Regions from separate parts of the Homo sapiens genome. Here all the other regions are linked to region 4. Evidence: chromatin loops called from intact Hi-C (ENCODE). Cell type or tissue: heart left ventricle. All regions are shown on one strand. Region 1 has its middle 37 kb from the start of TMEM132E-DT. Region 2 holds the start of NLE1 (notchless homolog 1). Region 3 has its middle 57 kb from the start of CCL1. Region 4 has its middle 2.1 kb from the start of SLFN12L. Region 5 overlaps UNC45B (unc-45 myosin chaperone B).

Evidence for each region. A loop is a pair of places that touch in the nucleus more often than their neighbours do. Peaks named below come from ENCODE experiments on the same cell type or tissue, not always from the same donor. Only the 100,000 strongest peaks of a DNase experiment are listed, where the experiment ranks them.
Region 1: a loop joins it to region 4, with 9 times the contacts of the local background. A loop is called at or near these places in 2 of 110 quality-filtered maps.
Region 2: a loop joins it to region 4, with 3 times the contacts of the local background. A loop is called at or near these places in 13 of 110 quality-filtered maps.
Region 3: a loop joins it to region 4, with 8 times the contacts of the local background. A loop is called at or near these places in 16 of 110 quality-filtered maps.
Region 5: it touches region 4 in a loop (6-fold over the local background); 86 of 110 quality-filtered maps call a loop at or near these places.

Annotation. Positions count from the first base shown.
Region 1 is chr17:34,540,846-34,544,845 of GRCh38, forward strand. No RefSeq gene overlaps it. Among named protein-coding and RNA genes, the nearest start is that of TMEM132E-DT, 37 kb to the right of the region's middle. In heart left ventricle, a CTCF peak has its summit at 2,074 (motif pointing right); no DNase peak of the experiment used is centred here; H3K27me3 peaks cover 3,473 bases.
Region 2 is chr17:35,140,304-35,144,303 of GRCh38, forward strand. It overlaps NLE1 (notchless homolog 1), which reads right to left and starts at 2,000. Exons shown (of 13, transcript NM_018096.5): 1 at 1,955-2,000; 2 at 1,676-1,819. The coding sequence starts at 1,972. RefSeq lists an enhancer at 1,431-2,308. In heart left ventricle, a CTCF peak has its summit at 2,075 (motif pointing left); a DNase peak (open chromatin) is centred at 2,018; H3K4me3 peaks cover 1,461 bases.
Region 3 is chr17:34,418,247-34,422,246 of GRCh38, forward strand. No RefSeq gene overlaps it. Among named protein-coding and RNA genes, the nearest start is that of CCL1, 57 kb to the left of the region's middle. In heart left ventricle, CTCF peaks have their summits at 2,221 (motif pointing right) and 2,432; a DNase peak (open chromatin) is centred at 2,249; H3K27me3 peaks cover 1,316 bases.
Region 4 is chr17:35,537,761-35,541,760 of GRCh38, forward strand. No RefSeq gene overlaps it. Among named protein-coding and RNA genes, the nearest start is that of SLFN12L, 2.1 kb to the left of the region's middle. RefSeq lists enhancers at 3,258-3,337, 3,378-3,567. In heart left ventricle, a CTCF peak has its summit at 1,808 (motif pointing left); DNase peaks (open chromatin) are centred at 1,781 and 3,011; H3K4me3 peaks cover 1,689 bases; H3K27ac peaks cover 2,588 bases.
Region 5 is chr17:35,165,051-35,169,050 of GRCh38, forward strand. UNC45B (unc-45 myosin chaperone B) reads left to right here. Exons shown (of 20, transcript NM_001267052.2): 10 at 3,011-3,311. Among named protein-coding and RNA genes, the nearest start is that of UNC45B, 19 kb to the left of the region's middle. In heart left ventricle, no CTCF peak of the experiment used is centred here; no DNase peak of the experiment used is centred here.

The DNA of each region.
Region 1 (4,000 bases), 1.0 Mb before region 4:
CAAAACCATTATCACCCTAACAAAATGAAGAATAATTCCTTATTAGTGTCTATTTAAATTTTCCTAATTGTCTCAAAAATGTCTTTTTACAGGTGGTTTGTTTGAATCCAAATAAGGTCTATGCATTGTATTCATACAGAGCTTTTAAATTTTTGAATTAGTTGTCAACATGTGAAAATCTGGATTTCACATAAACATCAGGTTTTCAGCTTGTCTTGAAAAAAACCTGGAAGATCTTGCAACTTTGCCGCCTCCTTCCCCAGCAGCAGGAGATCAGTCGGCACACAATTTAGACAATGACCTGCCTTCTCCTGCCCCCACTATGGCCCCCACATTGTCACCCCTTCAACAGAATCCCTGAGGGCATTAGAGTTTGCCATTTCTACTTTTGCCGATCCACTCGCTCCCTCTCCCCTCCTATACAAAGTCACTCGAGCCATTCCCTGGCCTACTTTGCCCTCCACCTATGCCAAAGCTGCCCCTTTATCATTATTTTTCCTCCTTCAAAGCAAATTTTCAGAGTGTATCTGATTCCAGAAGGGTGAGCAGAGAAGAGGGATTTGCCCAGCATGATCAGCCACCCCTCTAGCCCCTTGGGGTGGCTGCTTACAGGGAATTCAGGAAAGCTCCCCAGACCCCCTACACACACACCCTCCCACGCTGGCTCAGTTTGTGCCTGTTGCTCACAGAGCACAGAAACCTTGCTTTCAGGTGGAAAGAGAACAAGCCTGCCTCAAATTTGCTGTGTGACCTTGAAGAAATCACTCTCCCTTTCTGGGCCTCAATTGCCCCTTTTATACAATGAAGGAGTTCATGAGGGGGAAGGTCGGGGAAGAGGATGGTCCAAATTGAATTGCCAGGTGAGACATGAACATTCTGGAGCGGACAACCTTGTGATCCTGGGATTCTGTTGGCCGTACACGGCCTCTTCACCTCATCACTAGGATGGCCAAGGGAGGAGGGAGAGGGGAGGGGACATGAAATGGATCAAGAGCAAGGCCAGGAGAGGTGCCACCTTCAGGTCTGAGCAGGAGGGGGAAATAACACACACCCCTACTTTCCCTTCCACCTTCTCAGGCCATCATCTTCTGACTGTGGGTGCACATTGGTTCATGATTCTCTTTCCCTTTGGGTATTGACTGGTCCTGTCTGGCCATGCCTCAAGAATGGCACATATAGGATATCCACCAAGGTAGGAAAGATGCTAAGGCTGGCTGTGAGCCTCTGTGGGGGTGTGTCCACATAGGGAAGAAATGGGATGGTGGTGATAGGTTCAGGGTCTGAAAAATATGATTCAGACAGTGGCCCATCCTGGGTGTTCAGTCATGCCAAGGAGTCCAGCTTCAGGAAAACCAGGTGGCAGTCCCAGCCCGGTGGGGCAGTCAAACACATAAACAAGCAATTACAACAAAATGCGGTAAATACCAGAGTAAAAACATGCATCAGACACCTTGGAAACATAGAGGAAACGATCTATTTGTTCATCCAGTTATATGTACCCCAACCGTGTTCCAAAAATGATATGTACCCCAACCGTGTCCCAAAAACGATTTCAAGAGGCCAGCAAAGCTCAATACAGATAACAAAGTGAAAATTAAGTAAATGAGGAAAGGGAAATGATGCAGGAAGAACAAGATGAAATCAAGGGTAAAGTTAATACCCAAAATATCTGCCGAGAGTTTCTACACTTTTGCTAGAATTAAGCCACAGACTTGGCGCTGAGCTTCCTAGCAGTTGATGCAAAAGGAGAAAGCCCGGGAGTTGTCAAATATACAGTGTTCCTAAAAATACAGTCTGAAAATAGCTCTGGAGATGCTCAAGCAATCCTGAGGCTGAGACCAGAGAGATAATTTCCTCTCTAGGCTGTTCTAAGGAAGAGCCCCTAAAGCCACGGGAGCAGTATGCGGAAACTCTCTGCACCATATTTGCAACTTTCCTGTAAATCTCAAAATGTTCCAAAATTAGATTTAAAATAGAAAATCCACAGGTAGAGCCCAATTGTAGCTCCAAGTGCCCCTCCGCACTGCACGGACCTGACATAAATTGGTGCTATTCCGATTTGTAACTCCAGGGGGCGCCATGCACACAGGCACAAGGTCTGACACATAGTAGGTTCTCTATATTGTAAATATCAACTGATAAACCCTTGAGTGGTCAAAATGGACATTTTGGGGGCCTCGAGAAAGGACTGTCTATTATACATGAAGGATATGGACCCTGAACTGAGGGAGTACTTACTAGATAATCCCAGGTGTTTAGGGGCATTTTAAACTACCTTGATAGGCATCAATAATTTGACATTTTCGTCTATGCCTATTGGTTTCTGTAAATGTCATGTCCTTGGGCAGTAACAAAGTCACAGGATAGAATTTAGAGTAGGATTTGCAGAACCATGACAAGATTTGGGAGAACCATTTTGAATAAGCAATTGGACTTTAACTGGCTCTCTTTTTTTCCCTTTTTCAAAACTATTAACTTTAAAGTGACACAATAATTTTCTTTCAGTAAAACTATAGTTGTTCATCACCAGAACATTATCCGGGATATCTGTCCTTAAGGCTACAAGGAAAACAAGATGACGGGAAGGAAATGGAAGGCATGAGAAAGATGCTATGCTGAATTCTGAATGTTGTCACATATGGCCTGCCTTATTTTAGTCACATTAAAATCCCTAGTTGATCTCTAGACCAATACAACAAACCACAGCCTAAATCTGTGACTGGGCCTCACACAAAATGATGGAATTCTTAACCAGAACATGATTCTTAGTGCGAATATATAATCCTTTAGTAAAAATGCTGTGGTGTACTTTTTAGCTATACCTTTGTAATATGGATACATCTACCTGAGATTCCCATTTCCAGCCGCCACTCCCTCAGCAAAACCAAAACAAAACAAAACAAAAGACCCAGGGTAATGGGATAAATAAGCAATGGTCTCTAATCATGCAGTTGATACAACAGTAAGCTTCCTAGGGCAGGAACGTCAGGGAAGCTTTCCCAGAAGAGGTGACTTTGGGCTAAGTCCTCAAGGATAAGTAGGAGGTTGCCAGTTCGACAAGGGAGAAACAGGGGAAGGCAAGGACTTTTAGGCAGATGGGAAAGCAGTGATACCTTCCATTTGCCCCTTTGGAATCACTCTCTCCACCCTCCTCTGGGACCCATAGCTTCCCACAGAGTTTGGCCAAGGGGATGCTGAAGATGTTGGTGCTTCCCCTGCTGCAGCCAGCATCGACTTCCTGCCTGAACTTTGAGTGGAGGAATTAGAGGAGGGCGTCTAAAGATGGAGCTAATGGTGCACTTTAATTGGGAAAGATGAACATGTGGGTTCCAGGGCATACACACTCCCTGCTCTCTGTGTGGAAGATGATGCCAGAAGCCTTTCCAAGGTGAGTTACAAACAAAGTGCCCCAACCAGCCTGCTCACCAAACCTCCTAATTATGCCAGCCTTGAGCCAAAAATTCTATCCTAACCCAATGGGAGGGTGGAGGTCAGAGGGATACAGCTGTCTGCCTGAGTTCCAATCACAGGTCTGAATAGGTCATTTCTTGTATCACGCATTTCCCCCAGAAAGGGCTGAAATGCTTTTCCAACACAGGAGAGGTCAGAATAGGACCAGTCACAAAGCCAGAGCTTGTGGTCTCAGAGAAGCTGCCCAGGAGCCTCCGGGCTTCCACTCCTCTGCCCACACATCCTCCCAACCTTGGTCTTGTGGCATCTTTCCAGACACTGTCAGGGATGGTAGGCCATGGAAAGATTCAAAGACCAGGACAGTGGTGCTCAGAACTTTGGTGCACAACAGACTTCAGGGAGAATGTTGACAATAAAAACATCAGGATGGTTTAGGGCATCTGTGTGGTTAGCAAACTCCCTGTGTGTCTCTGAGGCATGCCAGAGTTTGAGCCTACTGGACAAAGGAAATCCTCAGATGGAAAAAGGATGGATGTCTCTATTTGGTAAGCATTTATTATTGTCACTACTACTATTAATATTGTTAGAA
Region 2 (4,000 bases), 400 kb before region 4:
CTGCAACCTCCGCGTCCTGGGTTCAAGAGATTCTCCTGCCTCAGCCTCCCGAGTAGCTGGGATTACAGGCACCCATCACCACGCCTGGCTAAGTTTTATATTTTTAGTAGATACGGGGTTTCGCCACATTGGCCAGGCTGGTCTCAAGCTCCTGACCTCAGGTGATCCACCTGCCTCGGCCTCCCAAAGTGCTGGGATTACAGGCGTGAGCCACTGTGCCCAGCCTAGCAAGACCTTTTAAGTCACTGAACAGCAGTTGCAGGACACTTACACAGCACTTGGAAATTCTTTTTTCTTTTTTTTTTGAGATGGAGTCTCGTTCTGTTACTCAGGCTGGAGTGCAGTGGTGAGATCTCAGCTCACTGCAACCTCTGCCTCCTGGGTTCAAGCAATTCTCCTGCTTCAGCCTCCCGAGGAGCTGGGACTACAGGCGCCTGCCACCACGCCTGGCTAATTTTTGTATTTTCAGTAGAGACTGTTTTCGCCATATTGGCTAAGCTGGTCTCGAACTCCTGACCTCTAGTGATCTGCCCACCTCAGCCTCCCAAAGTACTGGGATTACAGGCATAAGCCACTGCACCCGGCCTGAAATTCTTTATCTGCATCTCATAACAACCGTGGGAAGTAGATACTAATATTCCCACTGACAGTTTTCAAAAGCAGAGGCTCAGAACAACTAAGTAATTAGTTCAATGTCCTATTGCCAATGATTAATTCAGGTTCTTTACGTCCAAGATAGGATTAGCATATAGCATTATGCAGTGTTTCCCAAACTACCACACTACACTATATTTGTGTAAAAAGCTCCCAAAACGCCTGTTAAAAAATGTAGACTTTCTGCTTCATCCCAGAGTTTGGTTTAGTAAGGCTGGGATGGGGTCCAGGAACTGCAATTTTAAGGACCTCCCCTGTCCCCAGGGCAGCTCTTCAGTAAACACACTGGCTTAAAGGTTAAAAGCAAAGGCCGGGTGCGGTGGCTCACGCCAGTAATCCCCAGCACTTTGGAGGCCAAGGCGGGAGGATCACGAGGTCAAGAGATCGAGACCATCCTGGCCAACGTGGTGAAACCCAGTCCCCACTAAAAATACAAAAATTAGCTGGGTGTGGTGGCGCGCGCCTGTAGTCCCAGCTACTCGGGAGGCTGAGGCAGGAGAATCGCTTGAACCTGGGAGGCAGAGATTGCAGTGAGCAGAGATCACGCCACTACACTCCAGCTTGCCAGCCTGGCGACAAAGTGAGACTCCGTCTCAAAAAAAAAAAAAAAAAAGGTAAATAAATAAATAAATAAAAGCATGGGTATTCGGATAGTTTTGGGTTCCAATTCCAAATCTGCTACCTACTACATAGCATCGTGCAAAATACTGAGTCCCTCCGGGCCACGCTGTAAAATGGGGATATTAACGTGTCCCAGACTGGGGGACTGTGACAAAGAATCAATGAAATACAGCATCCGGTGCGTTCAAAGCTAGGCCCCTCTCCGCAGGTGGACCCCTTTGGTTGGCGTGTAAAGCGCTATGCCACTGATTCCATCTCTGACATAGGTGGGAGCTCACGCCAGGTGGGTCACCACAGTCCGTTAGCGGGGGACCATGAACCGCAGACCCTCGGTAATATGATTCCCCCACCGCATCCGCCCGGGGGTGGAGATGCGAGGCCGCCCTGGCCAGCCACTTACCTGGGCCAGTAGCGCGTTGCACACGAGCTGCAGCCTGTCCGGGGTGATGTCCACGGGCACGTCGAACGGGGAACCCAGCAGCTGCCCGCCCTCATCCTGGAACTGCACTAGCAACCGCTGCACATCGCGCGCCACCGCCTCGTCCTGCGCGAGCAAGTGGGGCGGGAGTCAGTCTGGTCGCCCGCCCAGAAGGGCCCCACTTCGCCTCTCTCAGGCCTCAGGGACCCGGGCCCTAGCGCCCCGCGGCGACGCCCCCCGCCCCCATCCACGCACACCCACCGGCACTGCTGCCGCCATCCTGCGTCCCCACGTGGAGGAGAAAGAGCCCGGCAGACAGAGCGCCGTCTCCGTGGTCGGGCGGGGTCGCCGCCGGCCACATCGCCCTCTGCTGTTGGGGAGGAGAAGCGTCCCGCTGCGCACGGCCTCAGGGATTAGAAATGGGCTTACCTGGTGCTCCTCCCGCCCCTCAACAGCCTTCACATTTATTTTTCGCCAGGGTCTTAGAGGACACAGTAAACTTTTGACTCTTCACAACAGGGATTCTTGCCCCATTTTAATTTAATTTCATTTTGAGACAGAGTTTCACTCCGTCGCCCAGACTGGAGGGCAGTGGTGCCACCACGGCTCACTGCAGTCTCGAACTTTCTGGCACAGCGATCCTCCCACCTCAGCCTCAGAGTAGCCTGGACTACAGGCACATGACACCCTGCCCGGTTATTTTTTTCTCATTTTTTGTAGAGACGAGGTCTCACTATGTTGCCCAGGCTGGTCTCAAACTCCTGAACTCAAGCAGCAAGTCCCCCACTCCCCAGCCTCAGTGTCCCAAAGTGCTGGGATTACAGGTGTGAGCCACCACGCCTAGCCTAGAAATTAGTATCCTTTTAAAAATGGATCAAGTCAAGGCTGGGCGTGGTGGCTGACACCTGTAATCCCAGCGCTTTGGAAGGCCCAGGCGAGCAGATCACTTGAGTCCAGGAGTTCGAGACCAGCCTGGCCAACATGGTGAAACCAGGTCTCTACTAAAAATACAAAAAAATTAACCAGCCGTGGTGGCATGCGCCTGTGGTCATAGCTACTGGAGAGGCTGAGGTGGTAGATTCTCTTGAACCTGGGAGGCAGAGGTTGCAGTGAGCCGAGCTCTCACCACTGCACTCCAGCCTGGATGACAGAGCAAGACTCTGTCTCAATAAATAAATAAATAAATAAATAAATAAATAAATAAATAAATAAATAAAATGGATCAACTCAATAATACTCGAGTACAAAAGCAAATCATTTCTACAATCATCAATGCTGTAAAGCAATAATAGTGATAATGACATCAACAAGTCAGGAATTGTTCTAAGTGCTTTCCCACATAACTCATTTAATTCTTACAACCCTTTTCTCCCCATATTACTGAGGAACTGAAGCAGACAGCAATGAACTTGAGCTCTTTTGCCTGAAACGAAGGATCTCCCTTGCCAACTCTCCTCTCTCTCCCTCCACTGCTCAGGCAGTCTCAAGCTCTGCCAAGTCATCCTCATGAACACAGCTTGAATCTGCTCTCCCCATCTCCACTGCCTCACTCTGGTCAGAGTCACCATCATCACCTGCCTGGACCGCTACAACAGCCTCCCGATGAGCCCCCCCATTTCCATTCCTGCCTCTTTCTACCCATTCTCCACGATGCAGCCAGGGTTATCTTTTCAGACCAAAAATCTGGCCTGCTGCTCTTCACCCTCAAACCCTGCGACGGCTCCCTTACATGCAGGAAAAAAAGAACACTCCTTATAATGGTCAATTCAGCCTTGCTATGTCCAGCCACCCCTCTCTTTAGGTTAAATCTTGCTGGCTTTTTCTGAGTTCTTACAAGGCATGGCTCTTCCTGCATCAGTGATTTTGCCCATGCAGTTTTTTCTGTCTGGAACTGTTATGGAGTGAATTGTGCCCTTCCCCTAATTCAAGCTTGTCCAACCCCTGGGCCACAGGCTGCATGCAGCCCAGGATGGCTTTGAATGCAGCCCAACACAAATTCGTAAGCTTTCTTAAAACATTATGAGATTTTCTTTCGATTTTTTTTTTCAGCTCATCAGCTATCATTAGTGTATTTTATGTGTAGCCCAAGGCAATTCTTTTTCCACTGTGGCCCAGAGAAGCCAAAAGATTGGACGCCTCTGCCCTAATTTATATATTGAAGCCCTAGCTCTGAATGTGGCTGTATTTGGAGATAGCATATATTATTATTATTGTTTTTTTTTTTTTTTTTTAGAGACAGGGTCTCACTCTGTTGCCCAGACTAGAGTGTAGTAGTGTGATCATAGCTCACACAGCTTCAAACTCCCA
Region 3 (4,000 bases), 1.1 Mb before region 4:
TCTGCGTAATGTTAGCTGTTGGCGATGTTGTACACAGACAGTGTAATGTACGTGGATGGATAGTTTTTGAAGTAAAGGAGGAATGAGGGTGTATGACTGCTCCTCTGCCAGGCATCCAATCGGGTTCCAGGTGTTTCACTGTAGCTGGATGACCTGTGGCAAATCCATTTGTCTCTCCAGACCTCAGCACTCTCCTCTGTCAATGAAAAGGCTTCAGAATAGATGTCCCAGAAACAGACCCAAATAATATCATAATGTCCAGGTTCTGCCCCCGCATACTCAGCCTTGTACTTGCCCAAGGAATTCACCTCTCTGAACTTCAGTCCCATTCATGGGGACCATCTCCCCACTTTGCCCTGCCTGTGGGTACACACTCTTTAAGCTGTAAATCACTATACATAGCTGGGAGTTTGTCTTGTTAGCCATGCTGCTCCCGCTCAGGCCTGCCTCAGCCCATCTGCTGTCATTTCTGCCCACTCGAGTTAAGCCATCTGCAAATAGCAAGAGAGTGTTCTCTCTGATGGCTCTTGGGGCTGCGCCCTTTCTGCTTTTTCTGTGGCAAAGCCTGTTTGCCCTCTCTCCAGAAACACGGCTGGGCAGACAGGAGCCCTGAACAGCTCCCTCAGACATGTACCAGGCTCTCTCATGCTTGGCTCTGCCATGGTTGACCCAGCCTTGTGGGGGGTCCCAGGCAGAGGGCTAACAGCTCCTTGGGAGTCCACAGCTGTATGGTCCAATACAGTCCATAGATTTCAGCAGTGGTCTTGATGACCCATGCCCCGAAGCACTGCCTTCTCTAAGTGGATAGACTTGTTCTCATTTCATTAAAGACCCAGGTCCTGGGAAGAGAAAGTGGCCCCTACTAGCTGATCACTGAGGCACTGAGTCATGACAATCTGGCTGCAGAATCCACTCCTCAAGGGGGTTCAGGATTAGAATGTGCAAGAACATAGGAGGTGAGAGCCTGAGAGGCCTTTGGAGACAATCTGGTCCACCTGCTCCTGGGACAGATGGAGAAACCAAAGCCAGAAAGAGCTGTGATGTGCCCTAGGTCACATAGCTGTCAGCAGCAGAGTTCAGACAGAAGCCCATCCTCCTGCCTGACCCCTACCCCTGGCTTGTGCACACAACCCAATCATTACCTCTGTCTGAGAGGGTAGGAGGAGGAAGGCCCAGCAGAGGCCCAGAGAGGCCAGATCATCTCTCCAGGCCTCCGTGCCTTGGAAGGGAGAGTTCTCGTGTCTCCTTATCCCTACCCATAGCCCTTGGCCCTATTGTCTCCAGTGCTTCCTGAAGACTGGGATTATGGGAGGCAAAGCACTGGGCGGGTTGCTCTAGACATCTGCCCCTGGGTCTTTATGGCAGCCTCTCCTCTGGCCTCTCTGAGGCAAGACTATTCTTCCTCATCCTGTTTGCCCGGAGCCTGCCGGGCACAAGGTGGCCATAGATTCTATCTTCCAAACTGGGACACATTGAAGCCCAGAGGGGACTCAATGAATAGTTATGCGGGAACACCTTGTGTAAACTGAGGCTGCCCCAGATACACCTGGACCTGTGCTTTTCCTGGCCAAGCCAGGTTCTTTTGTGACATGATTTGAGTAATGTTTCCATCATCTATTTTTTCATCCCTCTTCTTTCTACCTGGCTAATCTCTACTCGTCCTTCAAGACAAGTTGAAACCTCACAGTTTCTAAGAATTATAGCCTTCCTTACGGCCCAAAAACAAGTTTAATTCCTTTTGCCTCTGCATCCAAACGGCTTGGCTAATACCTTTATTATAGCACCTGACACCTTTTCTTGGATCACAGCTTCTCAACCCTGGCACTTATTGACATTTTGGGCCAGATAATTCCTTGTTGCAGGAAGATGTCCTGCGCATCACAGAATCTTTTGTAACATTCCTGGCCTCTACCCACCAGATGCCAGTAGCAACCCACCCTACCCCCATCTGATTGTAACAACTGAAAAAATGTCTCCAGATACTAACCAAATCATCCCCAGCTGAGAGCCACTGTCTAAATGTTGTGTTTGTGCGTCTTTTTTTACACTATGTGGTGATTTCTGAGAGAGTATTTTATCATCTTCTGTGCTTGTCAGTTCCCAGCACATAGTAGGTGCTTAGTAGAAACTGTCTGCTGAATGAATGAGTGACTTGAACAAGAAGAAACGCAGAAAGGTGGCTAGGGTGCCAGCTCGGTTGGATGCATTCTCAGTCATGACCACTAGAGGGCAGAAAAGGCCTGCCAAAAGCACACAACGGAGTCCAGGAAAGAGGAGATCCCAATGCCAGAGCCAGGGGTCCTTGCCTGGCTCTTGGGGCTGCGGTGACAGGGCCACAGTCTCTCCTGCTAGTTCCTTGTCATCTCCCCGATCTATAAATATTGCTGTTCCCAGGGCTCAGTGCTCAGACCTATTCTCTATTTCCTATCTATTCTCCTTGTGTGTTCTCATCTAGGATCATGATTTTAAAAATCATCTACATGCTGATAACTCCCAAATTTATATATCTAGCCCACACATCTCTTAAATGCCATACATGTATTTCAATCACCTACCTGAATCTCCATGTGAAGATCTAATTAATAGGCCTCTGAAGCTTAACACAGCCAAACTTGAACTCCTGGGATCCTTCCCTTCCCTCCTCCCCAAACTCACTCTATCCCAGTCCTTACCATCTCAGCAAATGGTGACTCCATCCTTCCAATGGTCCAGGCCTAAAACCTTGGCCTCACTTTTCCTCTCACTAACCTATATTCAGTCTGTCAGCAGATACTCCAGGCTCTACCTCTAACCCGCATGAGCATCTTATCTGCGCTAACACCTTGGTGCAGGCCACCATCATCTGTCACCTGGGCTATCTATGGCAGCAGCCTCCAAACTGATCCCCTGATTTCACCTCTTGCCCTTTGTCTATTCTCACGGCAGCTGAAGGAATCCTAAGCCATGAGGACTCTGGTCCTACCACTTCTCTAGTGAAGAGTCTGCTAATGGCTTCCATCTCTCTCAGACAATGACCAAAAATCTTACAAGGCCAACAGGGCCCACCATGCTCCACTCCCTCCATCATCGCCTCTCTGACATCTCCAACAACCCCCAGCCCACACCCCAGCATGCTGGTTCCCTCTTCCTCCAGACACGCCAGGCACAAGCCCGCTTCATGTTTATTCCTGATGTTCCATGGACCTTCCCCAGCTTCCCCTCCCAGCCCTGTTTCTTGGCTTATTTTCTTCCATAGCAGTTATGGCAAACTGATCTACTAGATGTTGTAGTTTCTTATCTGTTGCCTTTCTATGTCCAATTGTGGTCTCACTAGGGAAAGGGATTTTTTTTTTTAGTCTAATTTGTCCACTGCTGTCTCTCCAGGGCACGGCACACAGTAAGTGATCAATAAGTAGTTATGGAGTGATGAATGAGTGAATGAAGAGAGTGAGTTCCGACAAATCCTGAGTTTACTAGGGAGAAATCCAGTCTCAGCCCAGTTGGCTTTCCTAAGAAGATCTTCCAAGAAAGAGTTGACTTTGTCCAAAACAGAACAGAGAATTTCCCTGGAGTTTGAGAAAAGTGGAGGGAGGGAGACTGACAGTTATTGGACACCTATTAGGGTTAAGAGGATGGACTCTGGAGCCCAACACATTGGGCTTAAATCCCAGTTTCACCGCTTACTTCCTGTGGGACTGCAGTTAAGTCCGTTAATATCTTCATGCCTCAGTTTCACAACTGGAAATTGAGGATAGTAACAATACTAGCCTGGTAGGGCTGTTATGAGGATTAAGTGAGTTGATATATGCAAAGCACCCAGAATAATGATTGACACTTAGTAAGAGCTCTCTAAGGATCAGTTACCACTGTTGTGTGCTTTACATATCCCATTTGATGCTTATAATAATGCTGTTGGGTAAATAATGTTACTAGCCCATTTTGCAGGTGAGAATGTTGACACTCAAAGGCAAACAGTTGCTTATCCGAGACCTCACAGCTAGTGAGAGGTGACCGCAGTGCA
Region 4 (4,000 bases):
AGAATGAAACTAGAAGGTTGCCGCCTTTTTAAAGTTTCCATTTCTCAGAATTCTCCTACTCATTTTAGGCCTGCCATTCTAGCCTCAAGGGGGGAATATGTGCTATTTCCTGTTTATCAATAGACTAAGTGGGCCAAAGACTAGTTCTGGCTAAAGACTAAAGAAACTTTATCAGAAGAAATGCTTCAAACACTTTGGAGAATAATGCTACAAAAAAGCTTTTTTGGATACACACCAAACTGTTATTAAGGATTACTTTCTCAGAAGTAGAACTGGAGAGGAAGAAGATGGAAAGGGAGGAGAGAATTGTTACTTTGTACAGTAGGCCTGAGTTACTCAACAAATATTTTTTATTGGCAAGGAAAAGGGAAAAAACAAAACAAAAAGAAACAGTGAAAGAGCCAGAAAGGAAATTAAACAGTGCATCTCACTGACTTTCTCATTCAATTTTTATAGTAGCCTCCATAATCCTAATAGTTGTTGTAATTAGAGCCGAGATGGATTCACTGCTATTAATTTAGCTGCTAATACTGTTGCTATTGTTCTGATCAAGTTTCTGCTACTTTTTGACCTGCTGTCTCCCTCAACAGCTGTAGGAGTCACAATTCCCTTGAGCTCTTGTTGGTTTCTTGTTCCATTTTTTTTGGGTTTCTATCCTTATACATTGAAAAAATTATTACAGTGTGGATTTAGCAATCATTTTTAGCTATAAGAAAAGGTGCTGTGCACTAGAGGGAATTGAATTAGAGATGTCATTCGTTAATCAGATAATTAGTTCCCAATCTTGGCTGCTTGTTCAAATCTTTTGGCATGCTTTTTAAAAATTCAGATGCTAAGGTCCTTCCCCAGACATTCTGAATTATACTGTCAAGTAGTGGTGCAATATCAGGAGGTAGAGACATATCACATATACACAACACACACATATAGGCATAAACATAAAGACAGACACAAATAGATCTTATAATTTTCATTTAAAATCTTAGCCATGATTAGGTATACATAAACACAAAATTTAATAATTTTGATAAAAATTGATTCTCATCTTTGCCTATTAATATTTTCTTTCGATCTCATCTTTCCATAGACATTTGTTTAGGATGACAGCTTTCTTTTAAAAAAAAATCCTTTTAGATATAAAAGTTCAAATCTTCAAAGGTATACCTGTCTTAATTGTGACTCAAAACCAGTAAGTTTTTATGGCTTAAAACCTATAAGCCTTTTATCACTTAACCATGGATGTAAGAGACATCCCCAAGGAGGATGCAAACCATGCAGCCCTTTTGCCGGGCGCGGTGGCTCACACCTATAATCTCAGTATTTTGGGAGGCTGCGGCGGGCAGATTACTTGAGGTTAGGAGTTCAAGACCAGCCTGGCTAATATGGTGAAACCCTGTCTCTACAAAAAATACAAAAATTAGCCAGGCCTGGTGGTGCATGTCAGAAATTTCAGGTACTCGCGAGACTGAGGCGGGAGAATCACTTGAGCCCGGGAGGCGGAGGTTACAGTGACCAAGATCACGCCACTGCACTCCAACGTGGGCGACAGAATGAAACCCTGTACTCAAAAAAAAAGAAAGAAAGAAAGAAAGAAAGAAAGAAAGAAAGAAAGAAAGAAAGAAAGAAAGAAAGAAAGAAAAGAAAAATGAAGGTTCAGGTGACAAACGCCTCTTATGGACTGGGACCTTTTATTAAGACAAACTTCTCTGAGAGCTGGCACAGGCGGACGAAAATGCTGCTTATCTTAGATTTTGGGTTCCAGGCTGGTGGCCTGATGCAAACCAGCAACACTTGCGCCCTCTGGCGGCGAGGACCAGAGAGACTATTTTAAAGCCAAGCTCTCGGGACATAAAACGAAGGAAGAATCGAATCTCATGATTTTCTTCCTTATGACAAACAACACAAACGACAGAGACAAGGACTTTTTATTATTCCTTGGAGGCTGTGGATCATACCCAGACCAAATTTATAAAAGTTACAATTCAAAGAACTCATTCTTACAAATGTTTTTCTCCTGCCAATCTGAATTTGGAAAGGAAGAGACAAGGAAAATTTACGTTCTCCTCTCTACAGGGCACTGCAGATAGATATGTCGGGGGACTGACTTTGGTAAGAATTCTTACCTTCTGCAGGTTCTGTCAGCTCTTCCGGGATCCTACCCACAGGCTCTGAAGTGAGTGGCGCATCCCAACCTTCTAGGGTCCCATTTTCATTGCCAGAAACCACAAGGGAGGCAAAATTTTACCTCTGTTCTCTTAGGGATTTTGGCTAGGCCTGAGAATTAACTTGACCTATGACAGATTAACAAGAGAAAAACATACAGATTTTTACATATAGGAGCCCCTATAGAAAATTCAAGACCTAAAGAAGTGCCGAAACCTAAATGCTTGTATAGTAGGGTGAGCAAAGAGTACAACTGCAGAAAAGTAATTACATTAAAGTATGTGTGAAGGCAAAGTAAGATAAGGGTTATTTTAGCAAGGTCTGTTTGTACAGAATTATCCTGGGTATGACCCCCGTCAAAGAATGTTTTTTATTCTCCTGGTACAGGGAGGGCATCTTTCACGTGGGACTTTTATCTCCTGTTTTAAGGAAGAAAAAAAGATTAAGATTCACTTTTTGCATCTGCTATTTTCTTTTTCTTTTTATTATTATTTCAACAGTTTTGGGGGGAACAGGTGGTGTTTGGTTACATGGATAAATTCTTCAGCAGTAATTTCTGAGATTTTGGTGCACCCATCACCCGAGCAGTGTACACTGCACCCAGCGTGTAGCCTTTTATCCCTCATCCTCCTCCCACCCTTCCCCCAAGTCCTCAGAGTCTATTATTTTTATGCCTTTGGGTCCTCATATGCATCTGCTATTTTCAAGTGCCTTTAGCTCCAAATAATCCTTATGCCAAAATGGCATATTTGGGGGCAACACATTCTGCCACCCTTCAGTACCTTTGGCCAAACAGAGGTTTGCTTTCCAGACCTCCTGGGTTCTGTGACTGGCAACTGCACAAGCAGGGCACGCTCACATGCCATCTTCCCACAGTGACCCGTGGGGAAGTGACGAAAGAAGGCTGCTTCTGTCCTAATTGTGTTGCTCTGTTGTACAGTTCCCTAAAATGTCTGCCCCCACCCCACCCCACCCTACCCCATATTTTATGGAATTAGGTGAAGAGCTTTTTCCTCCTTTACTTGCCCATCATCCTCTTCTTCCCTGTAGGCATGAGTTCCTGCTGTTCATGAAACCAATTGGAAAGTAAGGGGCACTACTGCACTGATAATCTTGGCTCCTTGCTCAAAGGCACGGAGAACCACCTCTCCCTAACCTGCAATGTGGGAAATGTCTCACATACTATATGGGAGACTGCAGAGAAGAAAGGGGTCACCAGAACAATAAACCCAAACAGGATATACAATGGAATGTACGCTATGATTACAACTCTGCTAAAATATATCTGCCAGTGGACTAGCCCAGGAAACGAACAAGCAAAAGTGAAAGCAACTGCATGATTCAGCGGTAATAATAGGGATTGAATTTTCTTTTGTGGTTCTCTATTTTCTAATCTTTCTATAATGTAATTATATAGAACTTGTAATGACAGGTATATCTTTTATGTTTCTTGGTATACAAAATGCTCTCCTCTGAACGTTTCTTATTATGTAAGTCATTTAAGTAATCATATTGATTTTGTAGAAAAATTTTAGAGGCTAAAAATACCATCAGTATTCTAAGTGTATTTGATCCAAGCCTCAGCATAAAATCAAATGAATTACTGTCAACACAGAAGGAGACTTACGTCTTTAACTTTGATGTACAAACAGAAGAACATAGAAGCTAACATGGACTTTGGAGTCAGACAGACATGAGTTCAGATCTCAGATTCAGAACTTACTAGTTCTGTGATCTTGGGTAAGGTATTATTATTCATTTGCTTATTTATTTACTTATTTATTTATTTTTAGAGATAGAGTCTTGTGGTGTTATCCAGGCTGGAGTGTAGTGGTAT
Region 5 (4,000 bases), 370 kb before region 4:
TTTTTGTTTTGCTATGTTTCCCAGGCTGGTATTGAACTCCCAAGCTCAAGCAATCTTCCTGCCTCTGCCTCCCAAAGTGCCGGGATTACAGGCATCAACTACCTTGCCCAGCCATGGACATATTTTATACCTACCACTGGCTTCTGTGGTTGAAAGGAACACATGTCAGCTTGTCAAGGAGGGAGGCCCGGTTCTTTCAAGACTAAGACTCATGTGGCTTTGCAGAGCTAGACAGGGGTTAGGACCCTCAGCAGCTGCAGTTCCTGAGTCTCCTCACTGGTGCTCCAGCATCAGTGTGACTCCAGTGCATGACCTTTTAATTCTTTATTGCAGTGATTCCCAGACTTGTAAATTATTCAGATTTCTGAGACATCCCCTCTTGACTCGGTAGTTTGGGGTGTGGCTCAGGAAGCTGCATGCTTAAAAGCACTCCAGGTGAGTCTTAGGTGGGTGAAGACGTTGCCTTTACTCTGCTTTTCCTTTCTATATTCCAGGGGTCAACAAACTTTTTCTATGAAGGGCCAGAGAGTAAATATTTTAGTATTTGTGGGACAGATAAGTCTCTGTCAACATATTTTTAAAAATCCTTTAAAATGCAAAAAGCTGGCTGGGCACAGTGGCTCACGCCTGTAATCCCAGCACTTTGGGATGCCGAGGAGCGCGGATCACCTGAGGTCAGGAGTTCAAGACCAGCCTGACCAACATGGTGAAACCCCATCTCTACTAAAAATACCAAAAATTAGCCGAGTATGGTGGCACATGCCTGTAATCTCAGCTACTAGGGAGGCTGAGGCAGAAGAATCGCTTGAACCCAGGAGGTAGAGGTTGTAGTGAGCCAAGATCGCACCACTGCACTCCAGCCTGGGTGACAGAGCAAGTCTCCATCTCAAAAAGAAAAAAGAAAGGCAAAAAGCTGCTGGCCAGGTGTGGTGGCTCATGCCTGTAATCCTAGCATTTTGGGAGGCCGATGTGGGAGAATTGCCTGAGACCAGGAGTTTGAGACCAACCCAGGCAATGTAGAGAGACCCTCATCTCTAAAAAAAAAAAAAAAAAAAAAAAAATTAAAAATGAGTCAAGTGTGGTGGCACACCCCTGTAGTCTCAGCTACTTGGGAAGCTGAGGTAGGAGGATCACTTGAGCCCAGGAGGTCAAGGCTGCAATGAGCCTTGAATGCACTACTGCACTCCAGCCTGGGCAAGAGCGTGAGACCCCGTCTCAAATAAAATAAAATAATGTGAAAGCTATTCTCAACTCCCTGGATTTGCCAACTCCTTCTCTACCCCACGGCTTCTGCTCACCCTGACTTTGGTTCACTTAGGTCTTTTCAAGGCTTCTGTCTTTCTCTACCTCAGTTTCAACTTTTCCTGCTGACTTCTTGAGTCCCTCATGAGGTCCCCAACTGACTCCCATTACCTGTCATCCAGCTAGTTCTTGTTTGGGCTTGTTGATTGAGGCTCCCTCCTGTCAGCCTGTGGAATGCTGAGAGGAGGGGTCACTGCCTTCATCAAATGGTGCCCCAGCCTGCCCCTAGCAAGAGTGGAATACATCCCGCTTCATCAGGGGCGGGGGCTGTGTGGGGACCCAGTGCCAGCTCAAAGGTCAGACCGCAACTAATTACGAAGGATGCTGGTTCCCTGGGCACTGAGTGGAGAGATGAGGCACAGGACATGGGATGCTCAAGCTGGAGGGGCTGTCAGAGCTTCCAAAGCTGAGTCCTCTTCCCCAGGGGAACTTGCCTGAGATCCTCCAGCAATCAGAGGCAGACATGGGACCAGAGCCCAGGTCTTGGACTCTTGGTGTGGAGTTCTCCTGACCAGTCCACGCTGCCTTCTTGCATTTATACACAGCTGCATTTCCACTGTGCACATCTGCCCTGTTTCCCACAATGCACCAACCTGGGCAGATGAGAAGCATCAGAAGGCATGTCACCTCTGACATTCCCACGCAGAGATTCTCCCCTAGAGTAGATGATAATAGATTCTGAAAGCAAGGCAGAACGTTCCTGGATATCTAGCCCACATGCTCACCAACAGGGGAAGGGACTAAGACCAGATCACCAGAGGGGAGTGACTGGCCCAGGCCATGTCACAGAGAGACACAGTGTGCCGGGCATCACGCTAGGCCTTTTTGTGTTGTTGTCAATGCTGTACTGTCCTCCCAGACACAGCAGCTGCTGGAAAGGCTGTCAGCTGACAGCTCTCAGCTGTTATCTCTCTTTGGGACTTGTCTCACCTGGGGAGAGCTGTTTCACCCTTCCCAGGGAAGCCAGTATGCAAACACTCACACCAGGCTAGTTGAGGTGACTCAGACCTATAATACCAGTGCTTTGGGAGGCCAGGTGGAAAGATCATCTGAGGCCAGGAGTTTGAGATCAGCTTGGGCAACATAGCAAGATCCCATCTCTACAAAAAAATTTAAACAATTGTCTGAGCATGATTGTGTGCACCTGTAGTCTCAACTGCTCAGGAGGCTGAGGTGGGAGGATTGCTTGAGCTTAGGGGTTTGAGGTCACAGTGAGCTATGATGGCACCAGTGCACTCCAGCAACAGAGCAAGACTCAGTCTCAAAAAAAAAAAAAAGAAAGAAAAAGACTCACTCTAACTTGGAACAACTGTGAAGGGTCTTCCAGCTCCAGAACTTCTTGGAGGCTGAGGCTTTGTGATAGCTGCAAAATGCCTCCCTCTGCCCCAGTCCTGCTTCCTTCTCTTCCCAAGAGCTCTCTCTAATAAACTTCCTGCATGTCAATCCCTGAGTCAGAGTGTATTTCCCAGAGGCACACTCTGTGACACAGCTGTTATGTCATTTATCCTCACCACAACTCTGAGAACTAGTAGTACTATCCTCAGTTTACAGGAGCTGAGGCTCAGAGAGGTTCGCTGAATTGCCCAATATCACACAGCACATGAGTGGTGGAGCCAGGATGCAAATCCAAATCCTACTGCCTCCAAATCTCACACTCTTTCCACTCTCTTGGACCAGTTCTCTTGACCACCCTTGTCCTTTGTTTTAGGGGCAAGTTTGACCCCCAGGACATGGACAAGAACTTGAATGCCATCCAGACAGTGTCAGGGATCCTGCAGGGCCCCTTTGACCTGGGCAACCAGCTGCTGGGACTGAAAGGTGTGATGGAGATGATGGTGGCACTATGTGGCTCAGAGCGCGAGACGGACCAGCTGGTGGCCGTGGAGGCCCTCATCCATGCCTCCACGAAGCTCAGCCGCGCCACCTTCATCATCACCAATGGAGTGTCACTGCTCAAACAGATCTACAAGACCACCAAAAATGAGAAGATCAAGATCCGCACACTGGTGGTGAGTGGGCTCGGTACCACCCTCCTACTCAGTACAAGGTGCCATGCCAGGCACCAGGGACACCAAAATGAATGAGTTGAGGCTGCTGTCCTTGAGGAGACCAGGTTCAAGGGGGCACCAGACCCAGCCACAGACCCCTGCAGAACAGGGCAATATCCAGGGGGCTTGTGAGGATGTAGATTCAGAACCGTGAACTCTGCTGCTTAACCCTGAGGACGTTCGTCTCCCTGCTTATGAACAACATGAACACTGAGGAGCTTGTGTCCAGAATGCATTTTCAGAGCAAATTCTGAAGAGTCACTTTCCTTAATCAGTTTCTATAAGGTATTTTTTTTCCACTTTCATTTTACTTTTTGTTTTTTTGAGATGGAGTCTCACTCTGTCACCTAGGCTGGAGTGTAGCAGCGAAATCTCAGCTCACTGCAACCTCCGCCTCCCAGGTTCAGGTGACTCTTGTGCCTCAGCCCCCAGAGTAGCTGGAATTACAGACGTGTGCCACCACACTCAGCTAATTTTTGTATTTTTAATAGAGACGGGGTTTCGCCATGTTGGCCAGGCTGGTCCTGAACTCCTGACCTCAGGTGATCCACCCCCCTGGGCCTCCCAAAGTGCTGGGATTACAGGCGTGAGCCACTGTGCCTGGCCTGAAATTATTATTATTATTATTTTTTCAGACAGAGTCTCCCTCT